Regions from separate parts of the Homo sapiens genome. Here region 2 is linked to region 1. Evidence: read pairs that join two places in POLR2A ChIA-PET (ENCODE). Cell type or tissue: Panc1. All regions are shown on one strand. Each heading gives the region's core, and the rest is flanking DNA. Links, peaks and the distances in the headings are about the cores only. Region 1 holds the start of LOC105369309 (a long non-coding RNA gene). Region 2 has its middle 12 kb from the start of PRG2.

The links. ChIA-PET counts read pairs that join two places held together with the same protein. Peaks named below come from ENCODE experiments on the same cell type or tissue, not always from the same donor. Only the 100,000 strongest peaks of a DNase experiment are listed, where the experiment ranks them.
Region 2: POLR2A ChIA-PET joins it to region 1 with 6 read pairs; 2 of 35 experiments call an interaction of 5 or more read pairs at or near these places.

What each region holds. Positions count from the first base shown.
Region 1 is chr11:57,229,838-57,232,743 of GRCh38, reverse strand. It overlaps LOC105369309 (a long non-coding RNA gene), which reads left to right and starts at 1,118. Exons shown (of 7, transcript XR_007062670.1): 1 at 1,118-1,360; 2 at 2,523-2,906. In Panc1, for the core only: no CTCF peak of the experiment used is centred there; no DNase peak of the experiment used is centred there; H3K27me3 peaks cover 369 bases.
Region 2 is chr11:57,400,996-57,403,901 of GRCh38, reverse strand. No RefSeq gene overlaps it. Among named protein-coding and RNA genes, the nearest start is that of PRG2, 12 kb to the right of the region's middle. In Panc1, for the core only: no CTCF peak of the experiment used is centred there; a DNase peak (open chromatin) is centred at 1,550.

The sequences.
Region 1 (2,906 bases), core at 310-2,809:
TTGCAGACAATGCAAAAAAATAATAATCATAGTAGAACTGATAGTAACAAGAGAGCTCGCATTTATGGAGTTCTGCCACTGTGCTAAGCATTTCCCAAGCATTATCTCATTTAATCCTTGCAGCCATCCTTTAAGAGGGGGCATTTTCACCTCATTTTGCTCATAAGGAAGCTGAGACTCAGAGAGGTTAGTTAGACCTCTTGACCAAGATCACAGACTAGCAGGTGGAAGAGCTGGGCTTGGAACCAGCTGAATCTGTCTGGCTCCCAAGCCCAAAGCCCACATTCTTGACCATGGTAAGGGGATGTTTCTCCCAAAGTACAAATGAGGCAACACTAGGTGTCTGGGAAGGAAAGTGAGAACTTCTGTGTGAGATGCCTGGCACACAGTGGAGAGTGAATGGGGATGGGGAGGGAAATGATGGAGAGTACCCGAAAGACAGAGACAGGGCAGAGAGGAGAAAGCAGAGGGACAGAGAAAGAAGAGAGAGAGGCGAGATAGTGAAGAGAAAGATAGAGACAAGGGAAGAGAGAGAGGGGGAGAGAGAAAGAGAGAGAGAGACAGAGAGAGAGAAATGAAGTATGGGGAGAGAGAAACAGAGGCAGAGATAGTGAAAGAGAGAGATATAGAAGCAGGGAGAGAGGAATTGAGAGAGAAAAGACAGAGGGAGAGGGAAGAGAGAGTGAATCAGGTAGACAGTGAAAGAGAAAGATAGAGACAAAGGAGGGAGAGAGAGGAGAGACAGGGAGAAAGAGAGAGATTGAGAAGAGAGAGAAACAGAGCAGAGATAGTGAAAAAGATAGAGACAGAGGCAGAGGGAGGGAGAGAGAAGAGAGAAACAGAGGCAAAGATAGTGTAAGAGACAGAGATGGAGGGAGAGAAAGAGAAAAGAGAGACAGAAAGAGAGAGGAAAGAGAAACAGAGGCAGAAATAGTGAAAGAAAAAGACAGAAAGAAGGAGAGGGAGAGAAGAGAGAGGAGAGAGAGATTGAGAGAGAGGGAAGAGAGAGAAACAGGCAGAGAGAGTGAAAGAGAGAGAGAGAGAGAGAGACAGGGACAGTGGGAAGAGAAAGAAACAGAGACAAAGACAGAGACAGAGACCGTGAAAGAGAGGCAGAGTGAGGAGAGAGAAATAGAGACAGAGAGAGACAGAGAGTGAGAACATAGGTGGGAAGAAGAAACGGGGAGGCAGGGAGGGAGACTGAGGGCAGGGAATCAGTGCCTGCTCTCCCTCTTCTGAAACACACCAGGGAAAGCCCTTTGGGAATTTACGACGGCAACAACAGGCTATTGGAGCCACTATTATCATTATTTTTACAGATGCTGTAAAAAACCTCAGCAAGTCTCCTGGGAAATCTGAGGTAAGCTATCCAAAACATGATACGGTTTTAGCCTTCCCTTGGTTGTGACAGCACTTACTAATTCACTGGTTCACACATGCCTTCATTTATTCACCCATTCATTCATCTGTTTGTTCCACAAGTCCTTATTTATCACGTATGTGCCAAGCGCTATGCTGGACGCAGGACCAAATGGTGAGCGGCCTCCAGTGGGCTCGCAGTCGGCTGGTGGAGGCAGACAGTGAAATGGGCGATTACAGCCCAGGGTGGTGAGTTCTAAGGGAATGTGTGAAGTGTTCGAGGGCCTGTCGTGGAGACAATGGAAGGAGTCAGGCAGGGCGTCAGGGGAGACTTTACAGCCACGGTGCCTGCCTGGAGCCTGCTCTGAAGCATGGAGTGTAAGTGGTTAGTGGGGAAAATGTTCTGGGCAGAGGAATTGCCCACGGAGAACACAGCCCCTCTGAGGAACTGGAACGAACACTCATCCTTGTTTTTACTCACCCCCACTCCAACTCTGGGAGGTTGGCCAGTTAGAGGCACAGAGAAAATCTTGCCCAGTTCTCATGGCGTGGATGCCGAGAATACTGGGGGCTGGGACTAAAATCCAGGAATCCAGGTCTCTAGACAATTGGGGTTGTGCAGGGCTTTTTTTTTTTCTTTTTTTCTTTTCTTTTTTATTCTTTTTGTCACTTCCAGTTTCTTCCCTCCCTGGGTTTGAGCTATCTTCCTCTAAGTTATCTGCCAGGGTCTCCTAACTAGGGGTTGGGAGGCCCAGGCCCTTTCAGTCTGAGCTTGTTAAAAAGAGGCAGATAGATTCCGTGGGAAGATCCTCCCCAACTTCAGAAGCCAGGATGACCCCCAGCGCAATAAGCTTTAGATGTGACACACCTCCCTACCGTCTCAGCAGACACCACTGTCTGCATTCCAAGGAGTTCAACACTTGCAGGGCCTGATCTGGGAGGGCCAGCTCTTCTCAATCATTGCACAAATGCTTATAAAGTCTCCATGCACGACGTTGGAGACAGACACAAAGATGTGACCCAGGGAGCTTGAAATCAAATACACAAGAAAGGAGGTTCTGAGATGCTGAGCTCACTCTAGAAGTTTCCATTTCTAGTTAGAGTGTTGGAGTATCAGAGCAATGCTCATTTATTTATTCATTGAATCCTTTTTTGTTTTTCAGTGTCTGTCTTGTGCCTGGGACTGTCTTAGAAGCTGGAGATGCTGCCGTGAATGAGACACACCATCCCTGCCTTCATGGACCGACTAGAAGCACCTTCTAGTCTTACTTTCTCATTGAACAGAGGGGTAAACTGAGGCTTATGGTTGGGAGGGGGAAATGATTGACACATGGTCATATAGTGGGATGGTGGCAGAAGTGGGACTAGATCTCAGGTTCCTCACTGCCAGGCAAGAGCGTGTTCTGTGACTCTAGGCTTAGAAAGGAGAGGAAGTCTCTTATTGAGAACACACAGGGCAAGTGGAGAGTCAGATCCATGATGAGCCACCAACTGGGAAGTAGGAGGGCACAAAGGTGCTTGAGGATCATTCGAGGTTTTGTTAATAA
Region 2 (2,906 bases), core at 228-2,727, 170 kb before region 1:
CTGGGCCCTTCCATCAGGGGGAGAACACATGCCGTGTAAGGGACAGCCAACAGCATAAAATAGGAATTGTGTGATGATCCCTTTTAAGCCTATTCAGCCCAGGGAAGTGCATATGATCAGCCCCATTTCATAGATGAAGAAAGTCAGGTTCACCCATTAGCACATTGTGGGGCTGGTATTTAAACCAGGTCTGTCTGGCTCCCAAGGTCACATTCATTTAGACATTACCTTTACTTTACATTTCTTCTTCTTTTCTTCTTCTTCTTCTTCTTCTTCTTCTTCTTCTTCTTCTTCTTCTTCTTCTTCTTCTTCTTCTTCTTCTTCTTCTTCTTCTTCTTCTTCTTCTTCTTCCTCTTCTTCCTCTTCTTCCTCTTCTTCCTCTTCTTCCTCTTCTTTTCTTCTTCCTCTTCTTCCTCTTCTTCCTCTTCTTCTTCTTCTTCTTCTTCTTCTTCTTCCTCTTCTTCTTTCTTCTTCTTCTTCTTTTTTTTTTGAGGTGGGGTCTTGCTCTATTGCCCAGGTTGAATGCAGCATCATCATACCTAAATGCAGCCTTGAACTCCTGGCCTTAAGCAATCCCCCTGCCTCGGCCTCCAAAAGTGCCAAGATTTCAGGCATGAGCCACCATGCCCAGCCTGCATTTATTCTCTTGTAAGAAAGATATCATTTAAAACAGACGAGAAAATAAAGAGGGACATGAAAAAGACGCATCACCATTAATTGGACCACTCAGAGATAATCATGGTTAACATGTTGGTATGTTCCCTCCCGTCATTTGACTGGATGTATGTGATAATTTAAATGATCTCATAAGCTTTTCCTTATGTAATCAAATAGTAGCCAAAAACATGATTTTAAATGGCTGCTCACAACCCCATCTCGTGGTTCTGCCACGCCTTGTTTATCCCCATCCACCCCCTACTCCCTTTCCCCTTCCCTGCCTGTGTGGGGGTCCTAGATGACGGTGAGCCAGAGGGCAGCCTTGGTCAGCAGATTGGAGAGTGCAAATAATAAAAACACTCAGAAGGCGAGCTGTTGTCAAGTGGGCTTATCACAAAAGAGCACCTTGGGATATTCCAGAGAATGACCTCATACCCGCTAATCACTATCCATAATCTGGTGCTAACTGTACTTTAGCTGAAGGTGCTGGCAGGTCCTGCCCAGGTGCTGCTAAGAACACTTCTATTCTGTGAGAATCAGAGATGATTTCTAGGGAAAATGGGCGAGAGGGAGTAAGCAGGAGAAACAACCCACAGGCACAGCTCTCATCTTTCTGCCCTGAGAGCCTTCCTCCTGCCACGTGGTTTTGTTTGTTTGTTTGTTTGTTTGTTTCAGATAGGGTCTCACTCTGTCACCCAGGCTGGAGTGTAGTGGCAAGATCATGGCTCACTGAAGCCTCGACCTCCCAGGCTCAAGCAGTCCTCCCCAAATTCAAAGCTTGGAGTGATGGTCCCAGTGGTTATGTCTAGGAGCCCTTTTTCCTGCCAGCCCCTCAGGGGATTGATGACTCTCAAATGCTTCAGGTGTGACATGGGCACAGCAGTGAGTCATTCCTCTGACATTCTTTGGGAAGAACATTTTCCATCCAGGCTTCCAGGCATAAGATCCAGTCCTCTGGTGATAAGGAGTTCACAGACAGGACAATGTCTGAGTGTATCTTAAACCCAGGACCATGGCTTGTGTTCACACCAGACCCTCCAGGGATTTTGAGGTGTTTTGTTTGTTTGTTTGTTTGTTTGTTTGTTTTTTGAGACAGAGTCTCTCTCTGTCGCCAGGCTGGAGTGCAGTGGCACGATCTCAGCTCACTGCAACCTTCGCCTCCCGGTTCAAGCGATTCTCCTGTCTCAGCCTCCTGAGTAGCTGGGACTACAGGTGTGCACCACCACACCCGGCTAATTTTTGTATTTTTAATAGAGACTGTGTTTCACCATGTTGGACAGGATGGTCTTGATCTCTTGACCTCGTGATCCTCCCGCCTCGGCCTCCCAAAATACTGGGATTACAGGCATGAGCCACCGTGGCCCGCCCAATTTTGAGTTTTTATGTTCTAATCCCAAACATCTGCTCACAGGCCCCTCAGCATATTCTTTCCTGGGTCCAGTGTCACCTCCCAGGCCTGCAGGCTGGCTAGAGCAGTAGGGTGTGTGGGAAAGCTCTGGGCTTTGCAGGCACTGATCAGCTGTGTGACCTTAACCACCCTGAACCTCAGTTTCCTCACCTGTAATGGAAATAGGTACCACGGCAGTTTGTTGCAAGGACTAGAGAGTAACCTTGGGAATAAAAGGTAGCAGCAGCTTGGGCTCTGGAGATGGACTGTCCAAGACCAACTTCCAGTTCCTCCCCACACAAGCTCTGGCACTTAGATTCCTGGTACCTCCGCTGCTTCATCTGTAAAATGGAGTAACAATAGGAATACTTTATAGAGTTGTAAGGATTGAGTGGCTGGATGAACGTCAAGCACTTCAAAGGGGACCTGGCATGTAGTGAGTGATCAATATAAACCACCTGGCTTGTAGCAGGTGTGCTGTGTGTGGCTGCAGGTGTTATTAGTAACATCTGTGTGCCCTTCAGAGCGTGCACCACACTTCACACCTTGTGGAGTCTGGAATGCCACTATTATAGTTCAGGATAGAAAACCTCCCTGCAAGCACTCGCTTTAGCTTGTCTCCACCGAACAAAACAACACAAGTTCTTTATTACTTGGAATGGGAAAACTTCAAAGGCAAAAAAAAAAAAAGACTTTCGAGTTACCCCAAATCTTAAGCCAAAGTCAATGAAAAATATCAATCTTCATATTCAATTTTTGCGATACTTTTGTCTCCCCAGCAGTCAATGGAGAGAATCCAAGCACACAGAAATGTCAATTACCAGGGGCAGGGCTATGAATTCCTTTCAGAGCCCTGGGCTGG